Linked DNA regions of Homo sapiens: all the other regions are linked to region 1. Evidence: chromatin loops called from intact Hi-C (ENCODE). Cell type or tissue: PC-9. All regions are shown on one strand. Links, peaks and the distances in the headings refer to the core of each region. The heading gives the core; the rest is flanking DNA.

Region 1 (10,267 bases), core at 975-8,974:
TAGGCTAAATGTAACCTCCAGCATATAACCTCCTCACTTACTAATCCCTATATCTCTACCAGAACTATTTAGATTTTCTCCTCCTGCTCATCACTAGATTTTTGCACTGCTTAGAGATGATCACAATCTCTTTGATCCTTCTCACACAAAACTTCACCTCATATATAGGAGCAGTAAGGTAATAGTTTCAGTGGAATCTGCTGTCTCTTGTGATGCTCTGAAATTTGGATCTTTTGCCTGAACTAACATCTTAGGAGGGCTTCAGTCAGTTCACCATTCGTAAGTGGATTTATTTCTTCATTTCGTGCACTAACTTGGGTCCAAGTGAACCTTTATTTATTTATTTACTTACTTACTTATTTACATAAACCTACTTGAAAAGATATATGAGGAAGCTTATAATAAAAATCACAAGTATTTTTAAACCCAACTATAAAACAGGAGCACAAATGCAGTTATACTTAAACCTAAGTAGATCCACCCAAATTTTTAATGATTTTTTTTTTACTATATAAGTTCACTGATGAATTTTCCATCTGAAACTTTATATAAAGCAACTTAACAGATGCTATCTTTATAACACCATTATAATAAAGGCTCTTCTATGTACCAATGTTACAGCAAACCTTGGTAAGTGTCGGAGGTGTACTATCAAGTTGTACTTTGAAGATAGAGTTCTGGGGCCTCCAAGCCATGTAGTCCTCATTGATATAAAACTTCCTGAAAATTTAATAGGAAGATACAGACAGATTTGAAATATCTTGAGAAATAGCTAGTTTGCAAGAACCCCTATGCAGTCTTTCGTTTTGTTTTGTCTTGTTTTGTTTTTGAGACAGAGTTTCGCTCTTGTCACCCAGGCTGGAGTGCAAGGGCATGATCTCGGCTCACTGCAACCTCCGCCTCCCGAGTTCAAGCAACTCTCCTGCCTCAGCCTCCCAAGTAGCTGGGATTACAGGTGCCTGCCACTACGCCCAGCTCATTTTTGTATTTTTAGTAGATTCAGGGTTTCGCCATGTTGGCCAGGCTGATCTCAAACTACTGACTTCAGGTGATCCGCCAGCCTCGGCCTCCCAAAGTGCTGGGATTACAGCCGTGAGCCACTGCGCCTGGCCAGTCTTTTCAAATATTAGCTCTCTCAGCTGAACTAGGAAGTAGACAGCAGACACGTCTAGACAGAGGTCGCTGGCCAGGCCCTAAAGTGCAGATGTGCTGTGCTGTGGCCTAAAGAAAGATACCCAGAAAGTTCTTCAGACCTGCTAGAGATCGTGAGGCTGCTCAGGCTTCCTCCCTAAAGAACAAGGTCTCTGGACTTGGCTTTGTGTCTAACAAAGCAGTTACCGCATTCCCACCTCTTCCCCTGACCCAAACACACACACACCCTCCACACACACACGTCAATATGACAAGCTGTTTCCTCATGTTCTTTAGTATAGAATCACAGCATATTAGACCAATTTGCTGTTTAACCCATCTATTTAACAGATGAGAAACTGAAGCTCAGACAGAGGGGAGCTGCCATTTGCTTACAAGGTGACAGACCCCAGCTCCCATTTCTGCCCCTCCATGAAACAGTGTCTCACTGAAACACACTGTGGGTCGTGCCATGCTCCTGCTCAGTCACCTCCACTGATCTCCCATAACCCTCAAGGGAGTCCAAACACCCCAGCCTTGGCATCAGAGCCCTCCACAGAATAGCCTTATTTGGGTTTCCATCCCAGTCTCCATGTTCTTCTTCTTGATTGCTGGCGAGTGATCTCCTCAAAGGTCTCCTGCTCCCACGTAAACAGACCAGACTCATTCGCATCTCCATCTCAACATGGATTCTCCTGCCCATTCCCACGTTCTGAGAGCCTGTTCTCAGTGAACTGGGATGTCCAGAAACGAAGCAAGGTCATAAAATGGCTTCGCATACCCTCCACGTGTGCCTCTTCAGAGCGTCAAAATCACACTATGGCTTATTTTTACTTTTAATAATATTTTTGTGTGTAATTAGCAAGGACTCTGAAAGCCTCAGCCCCCTCCTGTGTGGTAGGAATGGCAAATACGCCCATTTTATAGGGGAGATGAAGGAAGTGAGACCCAGTGCTGAGAAAGGGCATATGATTCATGTTTCAGCAAGCAATGAGTCAGAGGAGGAGACGTCGACCCAGGCTTCCTGATGCTGAAGCTAGAGCTCCATTCACACGGCTGGGCGTATTGCCTCTGTTACTTCCAAATGCTTGATATCTTGTTTAAAAAGTCAACAAACACTCACCCCAACAGGCTGACTTTTGAGTAAGTTTTTTATTATGATGAAAAAGCACAAGAGACCTTATCTTTTCTGACCTCTGAACAGAACCTAGAATGTTAACTACATAGTTTATAATAAAGAAGCTTCAAGCTTTCCAAGTTGTGATCCTCTCCTAAGGCAACTGTGTAAATAGAGGCAATTCTGAAAACTTGGACTGTCAAAGAAATTGGGCAAGTCTGGCTGGGCGCAGTGGCTCATGCCTATAATCCCAGCACTTTGGGAGGTTGAGGCAGGCAGATCACCTGAGGTCAGGAGTTCGAGACCAGCCTGGCCAACATGGTGAAACCCCATCTCTACTAAAAATACAAAAATTAGCCAAGCATGGTGGTGGGCACCTGTACCAGCTACTCGGGAGGCTGAGGCAGGGGAATCACTTGAACCCAGGAGGCAGAGGTTGCAGTGAGCCGAGGTCATGCCACTGCACTCCAGCCTGGGTGACAGAGCAAGACTCTATCTCAAAAACAAAAACAAACAAACAAACAAACAAAAAAAGAAATTGGGCAAGGCCAAAAGTCCAGTTGAGGCTGGAAATGATATATCGCACCAGCTGTGTTCTGACCTTCTCTAGTGTCTGATACCTATTTCCAATATCCAGTGGCTGTTCTACTGTTTAGGGGCTGAGAAGAAGGGGTAGGATTGTGGTAAGTGATTTCTCTTGTTGGGTCAGAGCATTTTGAAATCCTGGAAAGGCTTGTCAAAAAGAAAGTGGTCATAGGTCATTCTGCAGTCCTTGAGAGAAGAGGAACAAATGGTAGCCTGCCTCCAGAAAAGGAGTGAAAAGGGTAGGGCTGAGAGCCCCAGTGACCTGGGTATAAAAGATCCTTTAAATGCCCTTTAAGGTACTTTGCCACATTTACTGAGCCCCTGCTAATGTACCATGTACTTGGATAGAGACCCTCAGTAAGGTGACTGTATAATTTATCATCCAAACCCAAAAACTTCAAGGTGAAGGAGGGACCTATTAATAACTAATTATACCAAGACAGAGTCATAAACTGAGATGGCAAATCAGGATGTATTATGATGTACCTTATGATGTACCTTAGCCATAAGGTACATTTTATATTATACCAAGACAAAGTCATAAACTGAGATGGCAAACCAGGATGTATTTATGATGTATTATGATATACCTTAGCCATCAGTATTGAGATCAACAGCAGAGTTTGTATCCACAGAGAAATCTCTATGGCATAAGAGGGATCTAGCAAGCACAAAAATGGCATAACCCAAGGCTGGCTGGGTGTACTGAGACTGAAAGAGAAAGAAGTGACATCTAAATAGAGGAGATGGCATTGAAGCTGGGTTTTGAGGGATGTGAAAGATTTGAATGTGTGGCAGAGATAGGCCAAATAGAGGCCATCAAATTCTGATGAGTTTAAAAAATTTTTTAAGACATCTCAGCCAAGGCCCAAGTGGCAGGAAAGCAGGAGGCGTCCATGGAGCACCGCGACCAGCCAGAACCCATCTGATGTGGCTGCCATGGAAGGAGTGGTAAGACCAACGAGAGATGAGGCAGGAAGGGTGCTGATGCCAGGCTGGGCTTGGTTCTAATTTCCTAGAGAGCACCAGGAGCGAGCTTTCCTCCTCTTATCAGCATGGCTGCACAAATCTCCATTCTCCTCATCCTGGACTTTTGTTGAGACTGCTCAGACCCACATCTCGTGGGCTGCTGCTAGTCTTACCAGGCTGACTGTCTTCCCTCCAACAAGGAAGGGAGTCTCATTTGAGGAACTGCACAACCTCTTCTGGTTTCTGTACCGGTCACTTTCTCTCTCTAGCCACTGGAGAAGTGGGTTGGAGCATTAGGGGGAAGTGTCTGTTTGGCAACCTCACAGGGCTAGAAAACTTGAAGAGGGTGGATTTTAGGGGCTATCCCCTTGAAAACATTCAAACGTTTGAATCTTTCTGGTGAGACCACTTGTATTCCTATTTTCCAGGAGTACACACAAGGCCAGAGGCACTTTGGACCTCAGGGCTTTCAGAGGGGTGAAAGACAAGGCGGTCAGGGAAAGACTTTCTCATTTGGCCTCACTGTTTTGTGATGTATGTCAGGAAGGTGTTATTGTGGTGAACAATGGAGAAGAAGGGAATTTAAAAGCAGAGAAATGAGTGACTCACCCAAGGTCACATAGCAAGTAACAGAGCTGCAAGCGGCTTGAATGCAAATCCCCTGGACCCAGGCCATGTATTCATGAACCTACCTCAAAGCCTGCTCTCAGAAAGAAGTGGAAGAGGGAGAGGAGGAAGACAAGAAAGAAGAAAGAGGAGGGGGAGGAAAAAGAGGGAGAGAAGCAGAGGAGGGGAGAGACAGCAGAGCCCTTCACTGTAGGTGAAGGACCTGGAACCTTCTCCTTTCACCCCTACTCACCCCCACTCCCTTAACTCCTCCTGGACCCAAGAAAATGTGTCCAAGGCTGTGCGGTAGGGAACGGCTGCTGGGTAACTTCTTTGCTGAGGCGCAAGCATGGCCCTGCGGGGTTGCTGAGCCTTTCAAAGGTCACTTGTAAACTCTGATGTGGCGCAGGGGCTGGCCCGGAGGGGCTGGGGCCTGGGCCAGGACGAGAGGACGGGCCTGCCTTTGGTGCCTAGAAATCAAAGCAGTCAACCTTGGGCTTTTTCTTCCCCCTCACACTGAGGCACTTTTATTGGCGAGATGAAGGGAGGCAGAGCGGGCCTTACAGTCCTCGCTTTGCTTTTGGAGGTTAATGACCCAGTTAGCAGCTCTTGGCTGCGTTTCCGACATTTTGCAGACATCAAGCCCCGCGTCTCTGCCAAGTACATTCTGTTCCCTGGAGCACATCCAGTGCATCTCAGATTACTATGTAATGCGACAAAGAGGGAGAGGTGGCTGGGAGGGGCATCGGGGAGCGGGGCGGGGAGGGGAGAGGGCGGGACGCAGGAGCGTGCGGGGAGGAGAGGAGGATGCCACTCTAAATATAGCTGCCCTCCTGGAATGCATCTTTCAAGGTGCTTATTTACTGCACAAGAGTGATCCCAGAGTGAGGGTACGATTGGGCCCTGTCGTCCAGGAATCCTGGAGCGCCGAGAGCGAAGCCCAGAACCAGGGCGAGGACAGACAGTGGGGGTGGGGAGGAGGCTGCAGGAGGCTCCTGGCTGGGAAGGGCTGGGAAGGTGGAATTCGAAGGGGGCGGGGCTAGGAGGTGGTGGCCCCGCCCACAAGGCCGCCGCCCCGCTTTGCAGCTCGAGCCTGAGCTGCAGCCTGCGCGCTAATTATAGACGTGAATGGAAAGCGGCCGCTTCTGAATGATCGCGTTGCTCGAGCTGCCGTTGGAAGCTTAGAAGCAGGTGCTACCGTGCTAGATACAAAGCGATCTATTTAAAAGCCCTCTGTCACGCACGCACACTTACTGACGAATCCTCTGGCTCTCTCCTACCACCGCCCGGTGGCGGATTCCGGAATTGGTTCAAAAGGCCTTGATCCCGAACACCCAGGACAGAGACAGAGTACTTTTCCTACCTCTTTCGCCTGCATCCTTAGAAAACTCCCGTGGATGAGAAGATCCCCAGGCCTTTACAAGCTGTTGTTTTACAAAAGGAGAAACTGAGGCAGGAAGAGGCGGTGGATGTGCACCAGAGCACGTGGTGCGTCGGTGCAATAGCTGAGGTAAACTTCTGGTCTCCTGACAGCCTCTCCATTTGCCTTACCGGGTTGGAACCTGAAGCAAGTCTCACTTTAACGCCGTTAATTTCCAGGCATGGATCTTTAGCCAATGATGAGCATCCTCCTCCTTTCCTGGTTCAGCGCCTGCTCCCTCCAGTCCCCACCCCCACCCCACTCCCACACGGAAAACTTGCTAATGCTGGCTGATTCTCATTGCTGGGTTTACTAGTTCAGGCCTGGAAACTGGGTAACCTCAATAACTATGACCATTTCAGTATGTGTGAGTCAATCTAATGTGCCCTCCCTCAGCATAATCCTGTCACGAGGAACGACGCAGGGGGCAAAACCTAGACTTTTCTTTCCCATCAGCATCTTGGCTGCACCTAGTGCTCACAGCCAAGTGTGTTAATGCACATGATGGCCTAATCCAGTCCATACGAGCACAGTGAAAATTCTTATGCCCATTTTATGGAATCCCTGTAGAAATGGAGTCTTGGAGGGAGGAAGTGACTTGCTCACAGTCATCTGCTGATGAGTGGTCGACTTGAGAGCCAAAACCAAGTTCTCTACCCTCGATGTGGGCTATGTCCAGTATTCATGCTTTGGCCTGCAAGGGGGAGCAGCAATCCACTTAGTAATAAAGAGGGATAAACCTACGTTCCCTCAGACACCTGGAGTGTCCTGAGGATCTCCACTCTGACCATTGGCCTTTTCTGCCTGTGGGTCTGGGGCCACTCCCACGCTAATCCACAGTATTAAACTGGGCATGGAGAGCTGCTGTCTTCTCTAGAAACCGAAATCTCCAAGTCCAGTAACTACATTCAGCTTCCAATAACAAGGCCAATCCTACTTACCACCTGGACCCATCTATGTCTCCCCACCTTTGCTGACTGCTTTGGACTTAACTCTGCCTGTGTCTCTCTTGGCTATTCCTGTAACCTCAAGATCTCCACCAGGGCAGATGGATAAAGAGGCAGCATCCAGTAACATGCTGAAAAAAGAAGGGAGAGGGAATAGGTGTGGATGATAGAATATTTTAGTTGTTTTTTATTTACCTCTTGGAAGCAAAGACTGTATCTTAGTCTTTGTAAGTCCTCCTTCTTCCCAACATATACAAGGTCCAGCCAGCCCAATGCACCGAGCATAGCAGACAACCAGAAATGTTAAAGAGTCATAAAACTTTCACATGGCTGTGGAAAATTGTATATACCTAGGTTGGTCACAGTCATGTTTCTCTGATAACAAAGATAGGTAGTTTTACAATACTGACAAATTATTTAAGCTTTCTAAGTCTCAGTTTTCTCATCTGTAAAATGGGCATAATTGTACCTCAAAGAAGCAGTACTGGCAGTGCTGAGCCAGGAAAAAAGCAAAATGTTCGCATGTGAATGGTTGTATCTACAATCAGGCTACTTAATTTGGAATCTGAATTCAGCTATGAGTCTAGCACTATGACTAGTGTCAGCACTCAGTAGTTCTTCTCACACAGGGTTGTTCTAGGAATTAAGCTGGATAACATATATGAGCACTCTGTACAGTGATATAAGATTGCTCACATACTTTATTATTAATAAATAAAGTTGCCCAGGGTTACACAGCTAACATACAGTAGAACTGGGATTTAAATCCAGATATGCTCCTGTCTCTGTCCTAGGTCTCCAGTCTCAAGTGCATAATAGTCATCATTACTGAGCACTTATTCAATAATATGGTTTTGCATTAACTGTGTCTGCTTCTATTTGAGATGCAGAAATAATAGACATGCCTTTAGGTTGGAGATAAGTAGGTAAGGGCCTAGGACAGATACACAAGTAACTGTGTAATACCAGTCAGTGGATGATGAGCGCTCTGATTAGCACAATAAACCAAATGCCATGAGCACCAGGGAAGAACAAGCAGATACTCCCCAAGGTGGGGAGAAGGGTTCAGGATGGCTGCAGTGAGGGTAAAGGAGCATGAACAGATCCTGGAAGAATTGGTAGCATTTGGACAAGTGGAGGTAGAGGTGAGGGAAGTTCCTGATAAAGGGATCAGCAAGAGCAAAGACCCAAAAGCAGGAAAAGAAAGGGAGGATTTAGAGAACAGCAAGCTTGCCAGCATTCAGAGAACATAGTGCCGGCGGAGAATGAGCAGGGGCAGAATGAGAAAGCACACTGGGAGCTAAGCAAGGAGACCAGGTGTCCCAGGGAGCCAGGGCAAGCTCAGCAGGGCCAGGTGAGTCTCTCTGATGACATGGAGGGCAGATGTGCTACAGTCTCAGGATGATAATGAGTGGAGAAATTTTGCTCTGGGGCCAGTTATGAGGCAGCAGAAGCTAGGGTAGCTTCATAGCTCCTTTGTAGCACCTCCTAGATGTTGTATTTGTGTATTTACTTGTGTTTCATCTTTTACGTTGGCCTATAAACTCCATGAGAGATGGGAACAGGAGCCTTTCCTTTCTTACTTGTCCCAGGGCTTACCACAGTGACATCCATAGTAGGAGCTCGATAAAGACTTGATGAGCAAGTGAATGCTTCTTTGACCCCAAGGCCAAGAGGACCACCACAGTGATCCAAACGTGGACAAAGGTTTCTCCAAGAAGGTTGTTCCTACCTTTAACTTCAGTAAACAGGTAGCCCAGGGTGGTGTAGAAGAGTTTAAAATTCACTGAGCAGGAATGCAGGACTTCTTTAATGATCCCTCAAATATATGTGCTGCAGTTTTAGAAAATGAAATCAGAAAGAACTGGGGAGAAAAGAAAGAAAAAAAATGAAACCTTGAGCTGAAATAAAACCCTTCCTGTGACTCTCTATCTCTTAGTTATCTTAATTACCCATCTTCTGGTTTTAGTCTTCCCTCTCTAAAAAAAAACAAAAGAAGGATGAAAGGGAAGAGAGAGAGAGAAGCAAAGAAACTTGCCCGAGAGAGCTATGAGTTTAGGCAACTGATTTTGTTGTCTTCTAAAGCCTTCTATGGCCTGGCTCCCTTCCCAGCTCAAGTTGGGAAACAGAAAAGAAATCCAATTGGTTTCCATTGTTAAGGGTTTGGGACAAACTGCTGATAGAAGCTGTGCCAACTGTCCTATCCTGGCCTTCTTTAAAATATGAATGTCATTGCCTTTTGTCATTCCACTTGGAAAGGCAATTTAGTGCTATGTTTTTTGAACAAGGGGACAGGATTCCAGGGCTGGAACAAACAGAACCTAGAGGTTACCTAATTCCACTCCTTCATGTTATAAAAGAGAAAACTGAGGAAAAAGAGAGAGGAAATGACTTGTTGATGGCTGCCCATCACATAAGTGATGGAGAATGGCAGAAAGGGATGAAGCCTTCTCATTTTAATGTTAGTGCTCTTTCCATACATGATGACAACTTCTTTAAGAGAGAACTCATATTTCTCTGAAAAGAGGGTAGTTTTAGAGAAGCAGATCTGGATTTAAATCCCAGTTCTACTGTACATTAGCTGTGTAAGCTTGGGCAAGAACCCAGATCTTCTGCAATAACAATAGTCATCATTACTGAGCATTTATTTTGTGCCAGGCTTAGGACAGCTAAGAAACTGGCCCAAGGCTGTGTAAGTTGCAAGTAGTAGAGCCAGTTTGAACCCAAGTCTGCCTTATTCTAAATCTCATAATATTTTCATAGTAGCACATTTCTTCTGTATGCCTCAGCTTTCTCATCTGTGAAGTAGTTATTTTTAAGAAGGAATAAGATATAAAGTGCCTAGCACAGACTTGATATACAGTAGGTGCTCCATAAAAATCAGCTACTATTATGTTGAAGGAAACCTTTTGAATGTATTGTGTTACACCTTAGATCTTACCATTTTGATTATATTACTCAAGAATGTTGCCTATTATCAATCATCATCCTCACACTCATCAATCTCCACCAGCACTGTCTCAGCTTTCCCCGGATGTGTCCTCTCTCGGGGTTACGTTCCAAACATGGAAGATCTAAACAGACAGGTAGGGCAGGATGGGCACTGAACCTCCTCGTTGGTGCTGGAATGCTGAGGCAGACAGGTCAGGTCTGACAAGAGCAGCTATGGCCACTCACAGATCCAGGTGCAGGAGCCAGGTGGGTTGAACTAACTAGGGGCCAGATTACAGGGATTTGGGGTGAGTAATGCCTAAGGTGAGCAGACCACAGCCTCTGAAAGGCCAATTCATAGGAGGAGGGTTCAAGCTACCATTTCTGGCAAAATAAAGACAAGACGTTAGCTAGGAGGAAATAAAACTGGGTAAGTAGATCACCAGAGAAAGAACATAAAAACCAGGATTAAAGCAAAATCCATTTGGAAGGAATTGAGATTATAAGGGATCTAGGACCTCTAAAGATGACAGATGAGTCTTCCTTCCTCTGACTATAAAA
Region 2 (10,267 bases), core at 1,201-9,200, 67 kb after region 1:
GTGTGTATGTGTGTGTGTGTGTGTTTTGAAGACAATACAATTGTATGATCCCTAAATATGGGAGAACATATTATGTAAAGTGAAATACGAAAATTTTTATTAGTTTTTTCTTTATATTATGTGAAGATAAATTAGATGATTTATAAAGGTATTTGAAAATAATGTTTTTCTAAAAGGCTGCTTTTTTCACATTTACCACCTCATTGTCTTTTTATTCCCTCTGATGAGACAACACAGATTCCACCCATGTGAGTCTCTACTCAGGCATACTAGATAATTCTGAGAAGTGCTCAAATTGTGTCTTCTATTAATCCATTCCTGGGGTGGGAATACTCTGTCTATTCGACAAGAATCATTTTCCACTCACTGGCCACAATATTCATCAAGCCTCACAGGGAGGTGAGGCACTTTTCTTTTTTTTTTTTAATTTTATTTCATTATTATTATACTTTAAGTTTTAGGGTACATGTGCACAATGTGCAGGTTAGTTACATATGTATACATGTGCCATGCTGGTGTGCTGCACCCATTAACTCGTCATTTAGCATTAGGTATATCTCCTAATGCTATCCCTCCCTCCTCCCTCCACCCCACAACAGTCCCCAGAGTGTGATGTTCCCCTTCCTGTGTCCATGTGTTCTCATTGTTCAATTCCCACCTGTGAGTGAGAACATGTGGTGTTTGGTTTTTTGTCCTTGAGATAGTTTACTGAGAATGATGATTTCCAATTTCATCCATGTCCCTACAAAGGACATGAACTCATCATTTTTTATGGCTGCATAGTATTGAACAGACACTTCTCAAAAGAAGACATTTATGCAGCCAAGAAACACATGAAAAAATGCTCACCATCACTGGCCATCAGAGAAATGCAAATCAAAACCACTATGAGATACCATCTCACACCAGTTAGAATGGCAATCATTAAAAAGTCAGGAAACAACAGGTGCTGGAGAGGATGTGGAGAAATAAGAACACTTTTACACTGTTGGTGGGACTGTGAACTAGTTCAACCATTGTGGAAGTCAGTGTGGAGATTCCTCAGGGATCTAGAACTAGAAATACCATTTGACCCAGCCATCCCATTACTGGGTATATACCCAAAGGATTATAAATCATGCTGCTATAAAGACACATGCACACTTATGTTTATTGCGGCACTATTCACAATAGCAAAGACTTGGAACCAACCCAAATGTCCAACAATGATAGACTGGATTAAGAAAAGGTGGCACATATACACCATGGAGGTGAGGCACTTTTCTAGTCTGTGAACGTGCATCTCAACCAAAGCCACCACTCTCCCGCTCCCATTAATGTCGCCCTTATTCCTCAGGCATGAGGACTAGGAAGGGGTGAGAAGTCATTTGCTATTTAACTTGGCTCTCATTAGTCCCAAGGAATAAGCAGGTGGATGATGATACTGGCTTGATGGATGATAACACTCCAGGGAGGGAAATGCATAAAACACTTATCAGGTGTGATTATTTTAAAGGATTCTTAGATTTAATGCAGGAGATTTAATGAGAAGAAATGATATTTTTTCTCTCACTTCACATATTTTAGGATATAGCAAACAATGAAAGGAGTGAAATGAGAGGAAATAAAAAGTGGAAAGCACACCCTAAAGGTACAGCTTCCTGAGGGACGCAGCTCAAGAGAAGGAACACTTGCTTGCTGAACTGTTACGTAGAGCAACTTCTAGAGCATACATGGAGACTTTCTAGGAGGTTTTTTGAAAACAACATGGTACCAAATTCCTTGTAATTATAAAAAATCACAAAATGACAGCATCCTGGGAAGCAAAGTCTATCAAATGGCAAAGGCCAAATCTCAGAAATGCCAACAGTTCCATAACATTTGTTTTCAGACATTGTTAGCTCATGGATCGGCTCTATCGGAAATGCCTGTTGCAGCAACATGCACGTGGTGTGCTCTCAGTAAATGTGAATGGAGAGAAAGACTAAAATGCATTGCTAACCTACGGCGGTTTCTGCCTCTGTGGAACGTACATCGTGGTTCATGGGAGAGAGGCTTCTTTTAGGAATCGAGTCACCTCTACATGCCAATGAATTCTAAATGATATGGTCTTGGTTGATATTCTGAACCTGACAGTTCCAGAGAGGTTTTTGGTGAATGGAATGTAAAGGAACTCTCTCTGGGGAAATTTATTGCAATGTGCTTCCTTCTGCCCATTGTTTGTTCTTATCAGTGGCCTTTTCCCACCAACTTCCTCACAGTGCTGATCAGACAGAATACCTAGAGGTTTCCCACAAGAAGACACAGATGTGTGCAAGCTCTAAATGATCTCTAAAGACCGCAGTACACATGTGGATTTGCCACCTGGCAGTCAATTGGTCTCTGAATTTCCCTGGATGACTGGGGGCTTGGTAGTCTGTAAGAAGTCGATATTGTCCTCTAAGGTGTTCTCAGCTGTGAGCGTGGCTACTTGGAGACAGCACTGGACTTGCAAGACCTGGTTATATCCCCAAATCTGCCACTTCCCAGCTATGTCACAGCTTTTGGCAAGTCACTTAATGGCTTGAGCCTCAGCTTTCTCTTCTAGAATAGGGGTACTAATAACTGTCCTCCCTGCGCTATTTTCTGTGTGGAAGCAGTTTGTAAGCTCTCTTAGGAATTACTATTTTACAGCTCAGAAAGTTACCTCCAGGTCCTGCCCAGGAGACTGATGGCAGTTTCTGCTTACAGTGCTCTCTCATTCAAAGTTGGGGTAGAAGAAGCCACAATCATGGTCTTCCCCATGACAAAGGTATATTATTTAAACTAAATAGTCATCCAGAGCAATGAGGAAAGCATTTGTACATTTCCATAGAAAACTATAGCATAATAGAACCCCTCTCCTCAAGAACGATATCCTTTTCCACAGATGAACTAACTAGAAATAATGAGTTTTCGGCAATACCACTATCTTTTGCTTTTGACTTCTTCCTTGTTAGACATGGGGATTATACACCAATATTTCCCAACCTTTTTTTTTTTTTTTTTTTTTTGAGACGGAGTCTCGTTCTGTCGCCCAGGCTGGAGTGCAGTGGCGCAATCTCTGCTCACTGCAACCTCTGCCTCCTGGGTTCAGGTGATTCTCCTGCCTCAGCCTCCCAAGTAGTTGGGACTACAGGCGCCCGCCAACACGCCCGGCTAATTTTTGTATTTTTTTTAGTAGAGTCGGGGTTTCACCATGTTGACCAGGATGGTCTCGATCTCTTGACCTCATGATCCGCTCGCCTCGGCCTCCCAAAGTGCTGGATTACAGGCACGAGCCACCGCGCCCGGCCCATTTCCTAACATTTTTAAGGTCATTATCAACAAGTCAGATAAAAGGGGTGTACTGTTCATGGGTTAGTTACTGGGGAAGGCATGAAGCTACACAACAACTGTCAGAACGGTCTGTCTTCTAAATAGGAAAGTACAACCAGCAACAAAAAAACTCACAAATTCTAATGTCTGGCCCTCAGAACATCCTTCAGACTAATTTTAGAGATTCTTAAAAATTCAAAAAAGTAATGCAATGCCCAAAACAAAACAAATATATATGGAAGGAAAAGGAGGGGGGAAGCAACACTGTATCATGTACTACAGGTTTTGTGTGGCACCAAAGAGAACATATGCCCCAAAGGCTGGCTCTGTTTTAAAGTCGTGTAGCTTGGAACAAAATGTGCTGAAAGAAATGTAAGACCTCAAGGAATAATGAGCTCCCTGATACAGGTGATGTTTAAGTAGAGTCAGAATTGGCACTTTGGGAGGCCGAGGCGGGCGGATCACGAGGTCAGGAGATCGAGACCACGGTGAAACCCCGTCTCTACTAAAAGTACAAAAAAAATTAGCTGGGCGCGGTGGCGGGCGTCTGTAGTCCCAGCTACTCGGGAGGCTGAGGCAGGAGAATGGCGTGAACCCGAGAAGCGGAGCTTGCAGTGAGCCGAGATTGCGCCACTGCACTCCAGCCTGGGCGACAGAGCAAGACTCCGTCTCAAAAGAAAAAAAAAGAATTGGCACTTAGCAATGAATCTGTAAGGGAATTTTAATACCAAGTAGAAAAGATGGCTGGGAAGTCCTTTCTAATAATGGACTCAGACTCAATAGGAAAATAGAGATGTCCTGCTTGTTCTTTTGTGGAGGGTCAAAGGACATGTACCCTTGCTGCAAGAATAGAAGATGTAGCTGTGGATCAATAAGAATGCTCATATTCTGTGATAATAAAGTTCATGGAGGGCTGCTTCCTGTCCATACTGTGCATGCTGGGTTATATTTTGGCAGATCATCTTCTCTTCCAATTATAAAGAGATGGGAAAAGCAAGTAAATACTTCCTCAGGCTTCCTCTATGCCTTTTTCTTCCCATTCAGCCTGATTATTTGGAAGCCTTTTTTTTCTGTTAAGAAGGAATTTCCAGAATCCATGATATTTTGGCCAATGCAGAGGGTCTTCTCTGAGTATAGCCCATGTTTCCCTGTTGTGCCTTAAATACTCTTTTCTCAACTTCTAAATCAAGTCAAAGAATCAGCTCAAGATTTCTTATCAAATTTTATGTACTCCATAAAGTCTTACTAATGTCACTGGAATGACTCTTCCTGATGTCACATTCCTTCCTATTGAGTAAGTACAGATTTAAGTGGTTGGATCTTATTACAGTTGGCCAGAATCAAAGTTACTTAGGGGCTGATTCTCTAACAGTGATTATTTGGTAATTATAAATTGAAGAGCTGAGTAAGAGATAAGGATGTTGGGAGAACAAAAAGAAAAGAAAAATATGGACTCCTAAATGATTAGAGAAAGAAGCTGCTCACTTTTTCTAACATGTAACGTCTCTAGGTACAAATATTTGAGCACAGAATGAATGAATCTCGAAATCAATCAACCAGCAAATATTTATGTATAACCTGTAAAGTGTCCATATATTAAAGTAGAACCTATAAAGTGTTAATATTTAATATGAAAATATGGAGGAAAAATGTCTTATTCTGAAGAAGACAAGGATAAAAGGAAAAGGTTGAATGGAATATGAACTGACCCAGAAGTGGGAATCTCATGGATGGCATATGCATTAGCTTGCTTCCTGTTTTCAGGATGAATTTGATTTTGGCAACATCCAAAATAGTACAGAACAAAAAGTAACAGAACTGTCTGTAGACATGGGAGTTCTATCCTTCTGTAGCTTTTACACTTCTGGGTCTGAGGTTTTTTGGGGAAATTCTCTTTGGGTGATTCCAATTTCGTTTACTTTCAACCCTAAAGAAAGCCTTTCAACCTAGCCTGACTCATGGTGAACTGCCAAGTTTCACTGAGTACACTGAAAATTAGAAAATATGTTTGTGTCCACTGTTTAAAGAAGCAGCAGAGAGTGATAGGACATGACACTATGTCAATAAGTGAAGAAAAGCTGAATGAGTTGGTGATATCAGACATGAAGAGGCAAAGATTTGGACTTAAGACTTGTTTTGTGGAGCTACAGAGCTAGAATAGACGTATGTGAGCGCAACTACATACTGGCCAGGACTAAGAAGATATGGGATGGTGATTCATCAGGAAAATAACAGAGAAGATTCAGATCTTTAAAAGGGCCATGATCCTATTTTTTTTTTTTTTTTTTTGAGACGGAGTCTCGCTCTTTCGCCCAGGCCGGACTGCAGTGGCGCTATCTCGGCTCACTGAAAGCTCCGCTTCCCGGGTTCACGCCATTCTCCTGCCTCAGCCTCCTGAGTAGCTGGGACTACAGGCGCCCGCCACTGAGCCAGGCTAATTTTTTGTATTTTTTTTTTTTTTTAGTAGAGACGGGGTTTCACCGTGTTAGCCAGGATGGTCTCGATCTCCTGACCTCGTGATCGGCCCGCCTTGGCCTCCCAAAGCATGATTCTATTTTATTTGGGAATAGCATTCGTGTTTGGGGGCAACTGTAACTCTCTATAGTGGTGTAGAACACAAGATGACATGGTGATGCTTCTCTTTCTTGGTAGAACATTCCATTCGTAGGGTAGAGAACTGATTTTAGAAGCTACATTCAGTGCCAAGTTGACTGAATGCGATTGTGGCTGTTTAATAACGTTTTTATTTGGGTATGTTACATAAATGCCCACCAGAGTTAAATGAATAAGGATTTCTCTGGCCCTTAAGTGGATGGGTATCTAGGAAAAATTAACAATGCCACATAACATGAAAGGCTTAATGCAATCATCTGAAAGTATTATAAAGGAATTAGCTGCAGTGTTTCACCCCTCTCTAGTATATGTAGGTGTTTGTAGAATATTAATTTTTATTTTTAACAAAGGCTAGATGTAGAGATATTTATTCGTGCATCAAGAGACTTCTGTCAATTAAATAACAACCAGAATTTAACAGCAAAAATTAGCACTTTTTTTTGTAACTTTGAAGGGGACCTGTCAATCAGCTAAAGAAAAAAACACGCGGGGCACGGTGGCTCACGCCTGTAATCCCAGCACTTTGGGAGGCCGAGGCGGGTGGATCACGAGGTCAGGAGATCGAGGCCATCCTGGCTAACACTGTGAAACTCCATCTCTACTAAAAATACAAAAAAATTAGCCGGGCGTGGTGGCAGGCGCCTGTAGTCCCAGCTACTCGGGAGGCTGAGACAGGAGAATGGCGTGAACCTGGGAGGCGGAGCTTGCAGTGAGAGGAGATCGTGCCATTGCACTCCAGCCTGGGTGACAGAGCCAGACTCCGTCTCAAAAAAAAAAAAAAGAAAAAAAGAAAAAAAACGCATCTTTCACACAGCTCTCCACAAAATAAGGGACATGCATGTTGTAACTAAGATAGAGTCCACAATTTTTTGCACAAGGGCCAGGAAAATTAAATAGAAAAGGAAATTAGTGTCCTTTTTTCTGGATTGAAGGGAAATTCTGCCTGTAGTCTGTGATCTAAGAAAAACTGGTGCTGTCCAACCTGCTGAAAAATATTTTAGTATCAACTATTACAATATATTATTAGTCTTACAGGCTAAGTGTTAATCTGTGTTAAAATTCTGAAAATACAATAGTTATTCCTTTGCTATAAGGAAAGTTATCAAGCTGCAATGGAATAAAATAAAATGCCATCATTAAAATTATAATTTTTTGGGGTTACATTGCTTCAGACTTAAAAAAAAAATCTTAACCTAGTCTTTGAAAGATTACTTTGCATACAGCTGAGAAAACTAGATCAGTCACAAATGAATTTTCCAAGAATCTATGACCTCAGTCCCTGATGAAAATTCATTAACATGAAACAGAAAGACTCTATTATCTCATTTCACTTTACGAATAAATACAACCTAAAAAATATGCCCCTATAAAAGAAGATTTTATGGATGCCACATATATTTTCTGGTAGCCTTCCCCTTATGAATATAATCATAATTCCCTAAAATCATAATGCATTGATTTAATTTACAAAAAATCCAAGTACAGCAACACTAATAGGTAGGATGGAAAGTAGGAAAGAAAATAAGAAGAGGAGGAAGGAAGAGGAAGAAAGGAAGGGAGGAAGAAAGCAAGAGAGGAAGAATCCTTACCAAGTCATAGTAGCTTCAGTCAGGTAACTTTTTAAGGTTTGAAATAAGGCTATGCTAACCAAACAACAGCCTCATGAGAAAAGTTTCATTCTAGTTATCTGTCAAGTGAATAACTTGGCCTGAAATATTCATGGTTGCACCATATTAATGCCTCACTGAGAACAAGTTTTGAACTTGTCTGGACCACTATTAAGCAAATACAATGAAGACAATTAAAAAATATGCTGAATGGTGGTAAAGAATCAAGTTGAAGTCTCTGTCCTCATTATCTGACTAAAACTACTGTAAAATCAAATAAAAAACACTAACATCCATTATATCACCTTCTGGCATAAAAATGTTTTACTCATTTAAAGACCTATGAGATACTTCCAAGACAAGGAAAAAATAAATACTACTAGAATATATTAAGATGAAAAGTTGACTTCTCTCTCTTTCTTTTCTTTCTTTCTTTTTTTTTTTTTTTTACTTTTTTACTTTTTGGTGAGTATATTTTTGAGATTTGGTGGTTATCATTTACATCATTGACTCTTCAGTGGAATATTCATAGTAGTGTAAATAGATTCTTTGAAAATAAGGCACAAGTATATGTTGTTCTCTGATTGTCTCCCACGAGAGTGCACCAAACGAGCGATCCCAAGAAATGGACTTGAGGCACATTTTGCAGAGGTGTCTTTTTCAGTTTGCTGGTTTCCCACAGATGGCTAAAGCAGGGGTATGGAACATGCTGTCATATTTCATTCATAACACACATGTACTATAGCTCTAGGCAACAGATGGACAATCGCTTGTTTGAACTACAAATGTGAAATACTAAGGTAGAATAGCAATATTTCTAGAAATGTATATGAAAAAATAAAGCCTTTCCAAGCCAAGAGGAATGGTGAGAGGCTTTGAGGTTACATCAGTGTTTCCCTGATCTCCCTAGCAGCTGCCATAATTTCCCCAACACCCTTCAAAACTTGATAATGGAAGGATCAGGGGGCAGCCGACACAGATTTGACAAGAGAAGCCCAAACCATATCCAATAGAAATAACACTGTTATTCCTGGCTGGTTCACATTAATAGGATTTTTACTAACTAAAAAAATGGCTGGAAGTTGTGTTTTCAGAGTCCTGTCTATATTCCACTAACTCTCTACTATAGCCCCATGGAAAAAGCCCTCTCTTTCTTCCTCTGTACCCAAATATAAAATACTTGTTTAAATGTAGAGTTTCATATCCTTTAAACCTCACCATAAACATCTCTGTGGAATCTTTCATAGGGAACAATTATAGTGTTGATAAGTCCACCCCCTTAATCAGCACATACCCAGAAAAGTAATTTTGATCAGAGAAGTTGCTCCTACAGAAATAACAATGTGTTAATGACAAGAAAAAGAACCCACATCTTTGAGCTGCAGAGATGCCAGCATCTAACAACCTGATGCCTTATGCTGGGACACATGACTTATTTTTGAGTCGATTATTTATTTATTTGTTTTTTTAAACAAGCGCATGCCACCATGTCTGGCTAATTTGGTTTTTATTTTATTTTATTTTTTGTAGAGACAAGGTCTCACTATGTTGCCCAGGCTGGTGTCAAACTCCTGGCCTCAGGCAATCCTCCTGTCTCAGCCTCCCAAATTGCTGGGATTACAAGTGTGAGTCACCACACCTGGCCTTATTTTCGAGTTTTAAAGGCAATTTTCTTGGCCAGTGAGACTCCATGTTGAGTCAGTATGGTCTGGGGGTTGAAAAATTTAAGAAATCCTATTTTGATATGTTCTGCAGAGCCCATGATATAGTGGATTTTTTTCCTTTTCCATGTCTCTCTTGTTACACAGAATTACCAAATATTTATATTCCTGATACTTTTCAAAATCAGTATATTTTTACAAACTTTCTGTTATAGACTCTGATTTTTCTACTATTTATGTATTTAAACCACAACAATTATGATATTATATCAGCAGACAGTATGATTATAATCATTAAAGTAATACAATCTTTTTCTCTCTGTTGCAGGCAAAATTTCATGCAACTAAAAAAGAGTGACTTGGCATTGTTTAAATCAAATGATTAATAGAAAAGACAGTAATATAAATCATATATTTAAGAAACCCTAGAATAAAATATTGTAGGATCCTTTCCTTATTATACCTTGTGAAAGAAAAAAAAAACTCTAAATCTAAATGTTTCTACATATGTATGAGTGCACATTCATTATTATAAAAGAATAAGTCTATCTTAAAAAGAGATTTACTTTAAAAACCTTTGGTAAAGATACTCTGAGGTTATGTTATAAGAATGCATAATAAAGATTGTAAGCAAGCAGTATTCTGCTGACGATGCCACAGGGATGGGTCTGTGACAGCATTTTCTTACAGCTTTTCCTCTTGACATGTAAACATTCAGTTACACAAGGATTTAAATGTAATAAGCAAGTAGAATGTTACTGCATTTTATAGTATAAATATTCAATAAATTCTTCTTCTTTTGGCAAAATTAATAATAATATGACCACTTTAAGAGATACAATCTATCCCTCAATAAATTGGACTCTCTGCTTTGTCCTAAAGAGAATTTCTCCGAAAGTATTACATAAAAAGTTACTAAGTCAAAATTCAAGCCGATTACATTATCAGCCCTATTGTCAAATAGTCAGTGCTACTTGAGGTCATCAGCATGGTCTGGCTTCAATTTGGAAGACAGGAATTCAGAGACACAGTTGACATTGCCTCCCAAAACTAACATGCTGCCCCTAAGTG
Region 3 (10,267 bases), core at 735-8,734, 130 kb after region 1:
TGAATGCCCACTATGTCCCAGGCATAATGACAAGCTCTGCCCTGTTCACATGGCCTAAAAAATGATCAGTGCATCAGAATGGGTAAGGCAATAAGAACAGAAATGTGTTTATGAGGTTATCAAATGAGCATGGCATCACAGTGAGAAAGACTGGGGGCCTCCAGGACATTCTTTCCACCACAGAGTGTGGAACTTAATCGTATACTTCCCCAAAGTGTGACAGAGATAGATGTCTTGTTTCTCCCTTATTTTCCAGGTATCCCATAAATATATGCCATGTCACACGGGTGACCCAAATCACACTGGAATTTCAGTGCTCTCATCAATCGTCTGTCCCTTCCAACCCTCTTGATGCATTTCTTCTTAAGTTTGTCTCAGACCTTCCTGAAACCTTAAGCCTCCAAATCCAGGCTCACTTCTCCTAGCCCAAGTAGCTCAATTTTTTTTGTATCCGAGAAGAGAGTTTTTACATGCTACACCCTCCAATGTTGCTTCATTTCACTTCAAAGAGCCCCGTCATCATTTAATGACCTCCCTGTTCTTCCTGTATCAGAAGAGGAAGTGGACCCACTCATTTCCAAGACAACTTAGCTAGTAGAGACCCTTTCGGTGCCAAGGTCCCATGCTTCTGAAACCTGTGACAGTATATTATTACATCCTGAATCTTTAGGAAGAGCAGAAAACAGCCATTCCTTCGTATTCTAGAGAAAAATGAGATATCAGGGAGCAAACAGCATCTTAGGGGGCTACCATTTTCATTCTTATGGACAAAATTCAGCCCACATAGAAATAAATCAATAGATCATAATTTATTCCCAAGGAAAAAAATTGGATTAGTCACACAAAAGTTGTTTAAGGATGTTGTCTGCAACATTAATATGTAAGAATAGAAGAATGAGTAAAAAAAATGGTCTAACTACAAGTATTAATGTTATACAAGCATTAAAAACCAGGTTCTCAGAAAATATATCTGGGAAGATATGGGAAAATGTCTCTGAGAATAAAACAGATTTGGAATAAAACAAATACACATATTGTAACGTGTACATGTATGCCATATATATATAAGCATAAATATGTAAATTGTGTCTAATATATAAATGAATACATTCACTATATATGCACATATATTATTGTAATTTTAGTTTAAAAGAAGAAGGAAAAAGCAAAAGAAAAAGGTTAGCAGGTTAGCTATTTTTAGGTGTTAAGAGTGACTTATAATAAATTATGGGTTTACAGGTGATTTTGAAATTTATCCTTTTGGAAATGTGTTTCTGTAAAAATGATGAACATCATAATAAAGAATATCTAAAACAATGAATCTTAACATTGGAATGACATTGGGCAGCTTTAAAAAAAAAATACTGATGTCCGTGACCAAACCCAGATATTCTGATTTGAGTGATCTAGGATGCTGCCTGGGTATCAGAGTTTTAAAACCATCCAGATAATTCTAAATATTTAGCTATAATTGAGAACCACTGTTTTAAAAACATGTTTCTTTTTAACTATGTGCATTACTTATTTTAAATATACACATTCAAAAGAATTCAACCTGTAACTAAAAGTTACATTCATTAGGATTTTTCCAACTGAAGTCTGAAAAAAAAATCAGAGGCTACAGAGAGGAATGGAAGAGAGAACTGTATCAGAAATCTAAACATGATGGTCACTTGTGCTGTCTGGTAACCAGGACAAAAGGGAGAATATGAATCAAAAAAAGATAATTTCTGTTAAAGAAGTTTAGAATGAATTCTAAGAGGAAATCATCTCGTATATGTAAACGATGACATGGACATGATGGAAAACATATTTATTAACAGTTTCATAGATAATACAGAGACATTTTCCTATACAAGTTTCGTATACTAACTTCTTATAAAAGCCAAGGTATAACGATGCTGATTTTGTGAAAACATTTCGGTGGTGAACTCAGTGAAGTAGTCTGGACTTATCGGAGTTAACGTTATATTTATTTACAATAAAAAGGATTATTTAAGAACACTAAAAATGAAAATGTATTATCCTTTTAATCTAACTTCCATTTATCTGTAACACAGAAGTTAATTTCTCAGTTAAGCACTTTGTGGTATGTAGATAGGACAGATTTAGGAAATTAAGTTGGGATATGTTAGAAATGGGCTATAGTGAGGAGAAGCAAACACACAGAATGTAGGAATTCACATTCACATATATGAAAGTAGGCTTTTGGACAAGAACATTGGTGTGTACTTTTGAGAAGAGTATTCCTCCTTTTATACCAATGAGTGCACACAGATTCACACAGATACAGACACAAAGAGACACACACTTTTTGTTTTTTAGTGATAACTTCCAAAGTAAATGTACAAATATTTGACTCAAAATAACTTGACATTTTCAGCCTGAGTCTCCTCTCCTCTGTTCTTGACTCAATTGAACACACACACACACACATACACACACAAACACACACACACAAACACCAGTTTCTAGGACAGCAAAACATATCAGGGAGTATAGTAAAGAAGTTCCAAAGGGGAAAAGCTTTTTTTGACTTTTAGCACATAAGCAATAATTTATTGCTAACAGCAGTTAATGTAATGGTTTGAGAAATGTGATTACCACACTTCCTTGGGAGAATCTGCTAAAAACAAAACTAACCCTATTACACAACAGTGAAAATAAGTCCAGAGTCTTGTGGATTATCCATGTGTAGCTGAAGTCACAGACACTATGTAACCTTCTGAAATTTCTAGGCTACTTCAAGTTAGAGTGCAAAGCTTCCCTTTCAGGTAAGATGGACAGCGATCTTAATTGCTTCGGTTTTCAAACTGATGGCTGGCAGTTAGTGGCTTGACATATAGGTTTGGGCACACTCCTGCAGTTCTAACAAACCTTCCCGTGGACCACCAAAGGTGAGTTTGCCATTCAAAGACCCCCTCATAAACCAGGCCTAAACTGTCTTTCTACTTTTATGTCTTAGTTCCTTCACATTCCTGCCCCTCTGCCTGAATCATCGCCACCCATGTGTTCATTTTTTCCACCTCCAATCCCTGGCTGAAGCTCACCTTTCTTTTTCCTCATTCCCACCGAACACCATCTGTCAAAGATCATACTCCGTCTTCAAAATCCAGAACCCACCTCCTCCACAAAGTATTCCCTAATTGTGTAGTTAGAATACATTCCTTCCTCACTCAGTTTTATGATTCTATTACAATACCCTTCAACAAAGTCAATTTTCATTTTTTTGAAAGCTACATTTTTCCTTCCTTTTATCAATGCCCAGGGTATGGGGCCTTGTTTTGTGAATCCTGTAGCCTCTACAGTGAGGCATGCAATAGGTATTCAGGGTTTTTTTTTTCTTTATAGCGAAAACTTGGGTACACATGGATGTAAAGATGGGAATAACAGACACTTGGGAATCCAAAAGGAAGGAAGGAAGGAGGGGGAGAAAGGGCTGAGACACTTCCTGTCAGGTATTATGTTCACAGTGTGGATGATGGGATCGATAGAAGCCCAAACTTCAGCATCACACAATACAATCTTGTAACGAACCTGCATATGTACCCCCAAAATCTAAAATTGAAATTAAAAGAAAAGGATAAAGTGTTTAGCATTTTAAGACCTGACTAATCAAATACTGTCATACAGGAAGAGATGGCAAAAACATTGTAAGTAACACACACACACACACACACACACACACACACACACACACACACGACCCCCATGAGTTGCAACTCTTTAGACAGAAAGGTAAACAAATCATTCAATTATCATCAACTGAATTCTCATGACAATTACCAGACAATTATCTTCATAATAAATTATCTTATCTTCCAACAGCCAAAGTTAAGTGGAAACCAGATCTGACCAGCAAAAGCCTGGGAAGGAAGCTGGTGTATATTAGGTATTTGCAAGGAGTTGGGCACTTCACATATATAACGTTCATATAATATTAACAACTCTGCAAGGGAAGGCTTATTCCATTTTTTTATTTGAAGAAACTGAGCCTCGGAGAGGTTAAGCAATTTGCCCAAGGCTACACTGTTAGGAAATAAAGCTGGGATACAAACCTGGGGCAGTAGAACTACAAAGTCTAAACTCTTTCCATCCTACCAAGCTGCCTCTCAATCTCACATATAAATAGCTCAGAATTTTACTGAAGATTAACAGGAGAGTGATTCTCAAACTACTTTATATTTTTGCAGGGCCTTAGAGTAACACCTGTCCAACTGACATGGAACCGTGAAAGTCCAGAGTCCTGTGGACTATCCATGTGTAGTTGAAGTCACAGACACTACGTAATCTTCTGAAATCTCTAGTCTGAAAGATTCAAGGTAGGGAATAGCTCAAGAGAGAAAATACCAATAGAAAGTATTATAATACTCAGAAGAGCTTGAACCTCAATAAACTGAGGATACATACTATCAACTATTAAATAGTTCTGACAGATTACACCTATTATATGTTATTATTCACAAAAAGCATATTAGCTGTACTGGGGGAAAAAAAGGAGGATTAATTAGAAGTTATGAAACTTGGAATTCAGTTCAGAAAACCATGAACTTGCTGTGGTGTCTTGAGCAAGTCATTTTTCTTGCTGGGTGTCATTTGTGCCTGTTTGCTCAATACCGGGATTGATTACAGGATATGCACCCGTTACTTCTAACATTCTGTAAGCCTGAAGTTAGTAACTTGTAGACCTACAGGACCTCACTAGCAGAGAGGAGAGATTCTGCTCATGCTTGCACTCTGAACATATTTGATACGCCTTAGAATATGATCCCTGCAACTTTCCTAAAAGCATGTATAGCCAGTTGAGATACTAAGATAATAATCGTGTGGAAGAACAAAAACGTAAACTCTTAAACAGGTGTCTGCAGGTGGTTCCCTTGCTGCATTCCTTTGCGGTGAGCCCAGACATTTCCTTGCCCTGTAGTATCTGTTTCTCCACCTCAGGTTAGGTTTTGAAATTTTAGTTTTTAGACAAACACAGGATCTGGTTTTCCATTTTTGTTCTGTATACAAAGTGACGTTAAAACCATTTCAAAGTCAAACAGGTCTCCTCTCCATCCCTCAGCCCTCAAGAATTCAAACAGGGCTGGGTTTTGTTTGGCAGCAGGGAGTGGCAGTAGCTGTGAAAATGCTTGTCAAATGTAAGAAGGTGTGATATGCTTCAGGAAAGAAAATTGCCAGGAGCAAGAAGGATAGAAAACATGGCATACGAATTGAAACAGCTGCAGAAGAGACATCCAGTTTGTTATATCCATTTGTGTATCTCTATAATACAGAACTAAGTGTTTTAACAGCCCTTTTGAAATTTGAAAATGGATCTTCCATCGATTCAGAGCTATACACTGGCTCAAACTAGCTCTTGTTCAAAGAGGTCATCTGGTAGGTCACTGCCCACTACTACACACTGGAGTCTACATCAAACTTTGATAAGGCTCTGTGAAAACAGGGCAAGTGCTATTAGGAGATCTGTAGAGGAAGAAACGCACCAGATTCTACTCCAACCCCACTGCTATGATCACCAGTGCTCTCAACACAGGGCATTTTTACAAGATATCATGAAGAGATGATAGGAAATAGACCCAATTGCTCTGATAACCATGTTGGCTTCTGTATAAGTTCATTTCAAATATATCTGAAAGCAGTCCTGCCTTTTCAAGGAGCCAAATTTTCCCATCTTAATTATTTGCAAATACTTGTTTCCATGCAACAATCAAAAAGGCAAAGAAACTCTTGGGTACTTTATGCTTCTCACTACTTACTCTTGAGGAAGAAAAAAAGGTCAAAAGCAGCTTTTCTTTACCAATGAAGAAGTTGTTGTCAATATTTTGTAAGCAATTCAGATCATTGCAATATTTCTTGTATTCCTATTCGGTGCTTAGCACTATGCTAAGTATTAGGGATTATATAAGATTTTTATAGTATTTAGGAAGACAAGATTAGTTATTTCATAAAACTTGGTCTTGGGTTCCCAAATCCTTTCGAGTTCTGTTTATTCCTCAGCAAGTAAATAAAAATGTCAATTTCTTTGGCACTGAATCTAAATAGCAGAGAATTTCAGAAAAGGAAGAAAGTAAATAAGAGAGATCTCAGGAAAAGTTTCATTAGGAGGATGCACTGACTCAATACATGTACATGTAACATACATGAAGGGAGGTATAAGCTCTGCCTAAGAGAGTGGAATTGAGAAAGCAAGTCAGAAAAACCTCCCAGAAGATGAGAAGGAATCATTCAGGCCGGGCATGGTGGCTCACGCCTGTAATCCCAGCACTTTGGGAGGCCAAGGCAGGTGGATCACCAGGTCAGGAGATCAAGACCATCCTGGCTAACATGGTGAAACTCCGTCTCTACTAAAAATATAAAAAATTAGCCGGGCATGGTGGTGGGCGCCTGTAGTCCCAGCTACTCGGGAGGCTGAGGCATGAGAATGGTGTGAACCCGGGAGGTGGAGCTTGGAGTGAGCCAAGATCGTGCCACCGCACTCCAGCCTGGGCGACAGAGCGAGACTCCATCTCAAAAAAAAAAAAAAAAAAAAAGAGAAGGAAGCCTTACAATTCAGGCTTAGATAAAGAATAAAAGCAATGACCATTGTGTAGAAAAGTGTCTATACAGCAGTTTGTAGTTTATCAGTTATAGTTTCTGATTTCATATCAATAATGTCATTTGAAAAAAAAGGTCAAAAGTGGCCAGAAACTTTACTCAATGTAAAGGAAAAATTTTAAAGTCACCTGAGCTTGATGTATAATCATTTTTTTCTTATGAAATTTACTTTCGGATCCTGTCTCAACAGAATCACAGTGAAATAAGTGATTTGTTGATACAAAGACCCCAGTAATGAAAACTGCTTCCCTGTGGCTTGCAGGAGAACCTGCCTGCAGTCCACCATTGGCTTGAGGTAGAGAAAACAGCTAGTCTTCCCTGAACAGTTGCCAAAGAAACAGCCAGTGTTCTATGACATTATGGTCAGATTAAAGGAAAATAGACTGACCCTGTAACAATGCCATTGGAAGACCAGCTGCTTGGAAAATCGCAATAATTATCCAAAGTCTTCTTTCACAACACACATACAACAGAAAATCTAAACCAACACATACAAGCAGGAAAACATTTTTTTTTTCCCCAACAAATCCATTGTGGAGTTCTTGCCTAAGCGTAAGAGTCAATTACTGCTGCTGCTGCTTTTTTTTTTTCTTTTTTTTCTAAAGGGAGATAGAATCATCTATTATTTTGTCTCACTCAGAGATACAATCTTAAGCCCAGGCTTATATTATTTTAACTAACATCAGCCAGAAAGGAAATGAGTCTAAGATGAAGTGCTTTAAAACCAAACCTATAACTGGCTCTACAGTCCTTGAACATCTTGGTTCTCTATACAATATATACTTGAGAATAGATCTAAAATCCAGAAAGTCTAATTATGCTTGTATTGTATTGGTGTGTTCATTGAAATGCCAGAAAAGTTATCCAGGTGGCCTAGGAGCTGGCTTCAATATAAGGAGGTGGGGTTAGCTTTGGAACTAAATCCAAATAGCATAATAAAGATTGCTTATCCATATGGCAAATACTACAGTGAAGTGTTAGGGGCACTAAATTCTGGTCATTTCCATTGGACAAGTATTTATTTAGTGTCAGATGCCAACACATGTTGGCTAAACATAATCATAACTAGTATTTATTAAGCTTTTATTGTGCGCGAAGCACTGAATTGACTGTGTGACGTGTTTTCTCATTTAATCATCAAATACCCAAAGGGAGGAAGACATATTATCATTGTCCCCATTTTACGGATAAGAGCATTCACTGAGTCTTGGAGTTGGGTAAAGTAACTTGTCCAGATCTCCACAGCTCATGGGCAGGGATATCTTCTGGGCTCTGCCGCTAATGACTTTGCCATATTGACTTTTAAGACTGAGAGACAAATGCAATGCAACATCCAACTTCCCACAGTGGGTGACACATGAATCACACATTGCTTTTGTTTTCTAAGAGCTAGCAGAAAAGTCTGAATTTCAGTGTATGTGTGTGTATGCAAGAGCAAGATGGAATGGAAAATACATCCATTTACAAATAAGTCTCATTCAAGTCACAATAAACCTGATACTACAAGAAAGCAGAGTTTGAGGAACAACAAGAATTTTAATAGCATTTGACTTAGAGAAAGTCATTTAATTTATTTGGAAAAAAAGTACATGGAATTCAAGTGAGGAGGCAGTTGGGCGGAATTTCAGTTATTAGAAGTGAATAGAAAAGCTTAATGTTGTAACTTAGGGCCATTTCCTTATGAGAATTGACTATAATACTGTGAGGAAAGGGGAAGGGAGATTTAACATTTATTCCTAGGATATTAACTATCTTCACCTCTACTTCTGAATTGAACCAGTGTCATATAAGGAGACTGGTGAAGAGAGATCATAACATTTCTCCTAAGCTATGTCCTTATTGTGGCTTTTTTGTAATGCATACTGTCTTAGTGTATATTTTAGGGCAACCTTCTTGTCTACTAAGTGACAGAGGTAGACCAGTTGACCTCCTAACTAAAGGTCCTTTAGCATCTATTAACATGCTATTGAGAAGCACTGCCTGGGACAGATGCTAAATAGACGTGTGTGTGTGTGTCTGTATGTGTGTGTGGGTCTGTATGTATGTGTGTATGTTTGTGTTTTGAGATAGAGTCTCACTTTGTTGCCCAGGCTGGAGGGCAGTGGCACAATCTCGGCTCACTGCAACCTCTGTCTCCCCGGTTCAAGTGATTGTCCTGCCTCAGCCTCCTGAATAGCTGGGATTACAGGCGTGCACCACCATACCTACCTAATTTTTTTGTGTTTTTAGTAGAGACAGGGTTTCACCATGTTGGCCAGGCTGGTCTCAAACTTCTGACCTCAGGTGATTTGCCCACTTTGGCATCCCGAAGTGCTGAGATTACAGTTATGAGCCACTCTGCCCAGCCAATAGATGTTTTGTTAACAAAACTTCTCCAGAATAAAAACTTCCTTTTAAGTATGCTAGATTTGCTCAAGTGGGTCCCCAAACTCAGCAACGGTAATAATCTTATGGAGCCAGGCAATCCCAAGGGGGCAGAGTGCAGCTTTCTGCAGTGTTTAGGGTTATCTAGCCAATAACTGAGTAATGCAACTACAAGAGAATCTAGAACTTTGCTAGACATAGTAGGCATTCAGTGACATGTGGAATGAATAAACACGAGTAGTGATTAAGAATTCATATTCTGGAGATACTACCTGGAATAAAATTTTATCACTACCCGTAGCCTTTTAATTTATGATAACCTACTTTTATATTTCAATATCAATGAAACAAGAATAATAATGATACTGATTTAACAGATTACTGATGATTACATAAGATCATTCATGCAAAATACTCAGTACAATAAATGGCACAGAATAAAGCATACATCAAATAATATCACTGAAGAACCCAGAGGGACATGAGTGACTGAAAAATGGTTTTTATTGCAATGAAATAGCTAAGGTATTTGCTAATCTCACTGGAGTCCAGTAGGTTCATTCATATATAAAAATATACATGGAGTACAATTTATATTATTCAAAGACCATTTTTCTAATTCGATTCGTAAATTCTATATGTGTCTGTCTAGCATGAGTCTATAAGCTCCAAATGCTAAATTTGCTGCAATAACTGGCTCCAGGAATTGGGGAAAATAATAGCAAACTTCATACTGAGTGAGTGGAAATACAGAAGCTATATTTTGTTCATAATCACTGATCAATCCTTTTATTAGTTTGGGTCCATTCTCCTTCCCTTTCCCTGCCCTCACTGATACTTTTTAAGGAGAAAAGCTAAAGGATAAAAAAAAAAGTGTAATTTTTTCCCCAAATCAAACCCGTACCCAGAATGTTAGATGTTTGGAGTAAAATTTCTTAGATATAATACACACACACACATACAGAAAGCTGCAGCGAGAGAGAGAGAGAGAGAGAGGGAGAGTGAGAGAGTATAATTAGCTCCTGGGCATGAGGGGAAATCTCAAAAATTACCCAGGAATGAGGGAAAAATGTCATTCTAGGGTTAGTCCTTTGAATTTATTTAATAATTACATCTACAAAGAGAACGCTAATTTACCCCATCAGTGAACATTTTGGAAACTATTTATTTGGTTTTAAAAATATAATCTTTAAAACATCCTCAATATGCACAAGAGAAGGGGAAAGATAAACACAGATGCTAAAGAAACAAACTGAATTGTGCTTTTTTCAGTTCTTCTAGTCATTTTTGCAAATTCCTTCAAAGT

What was found. Peaks named below come from ENCODE experiments on the same cell type or tissue, not always from the same donor. Only the 100,000 strongest peaks of a DNase experiment are listed, where the experiment ranks them.
Region 2: it touches region 1 in a loop (15-fold over the local background); 12 of 110 quality-filtered maps call a loop at or near these places.
Region 3: it touches region 1 in a loop (6-fold over the local background); 3 of 110 quality-filtered maps call a loop at or near these places.

What each region holds. Positions count from the first base shown.
Region 1 is chr3:188,942,930-188,953,196 of GRCh38, reverse strand. TPRG1-AS1 (TPRG1 antisense RNA 1) reads left to right here and starts at 5,558. Exons shown (of 2, transcript NR_046873.1): 1 at 5,558-5,918. In PC-9, for the core only: a CTCF peak has its summit at 5,693; DNase peaks (open chromatin) are centred at 2,216, 4,416, 5,116 and 5,476; H3K4me3 peaks cover 1,305 bases; H3K27ac peaks cover 2,914 bases.
Region 2 is chr3:188,876,477-188,886,743 of GRCh38, reverse strand. It overlaps LPP (LIM domain containing preferred translocation partner in lipoma), which reads right to left. Exons shown (of 12, transcript NM_001375462.1): 12 at 1-10,267. Among named protein-coding and RNA genes, the nearest start is that of TPRG1-AS1, 66 kb to the left of the region's middle. RefSeq lists enhancers at 3,378-3,877, 3,878-4,379. In PC-9, for the core only: no CTCF peak of the experiment used is centred there; DNase peaks (open chromatin) are centred at 4,593 and 5,323; H3K4me3 peaks cover 371 bases; H3K27ac peaks cover 1,592 bases.
Region 3 is chr3:188,812,465-188,822,731 of GRCh38, reverse strand. The region is part of intron 9 of LPP (LIM domain containing preferred translocation partner in lipoma); the gene reads right to left. Among named protein-coding and RNA genes, the nearest start is that of MIR28, 130 kb to the right of the region's middle. In PC-9, for the core only: no CTCF peak of the experiment used is centred there; a DNase peak (open chromatin) is centred at 4,951; H3K4me3 peaks cover 586 bases; H3K27ac peaks cover 2,498 bases.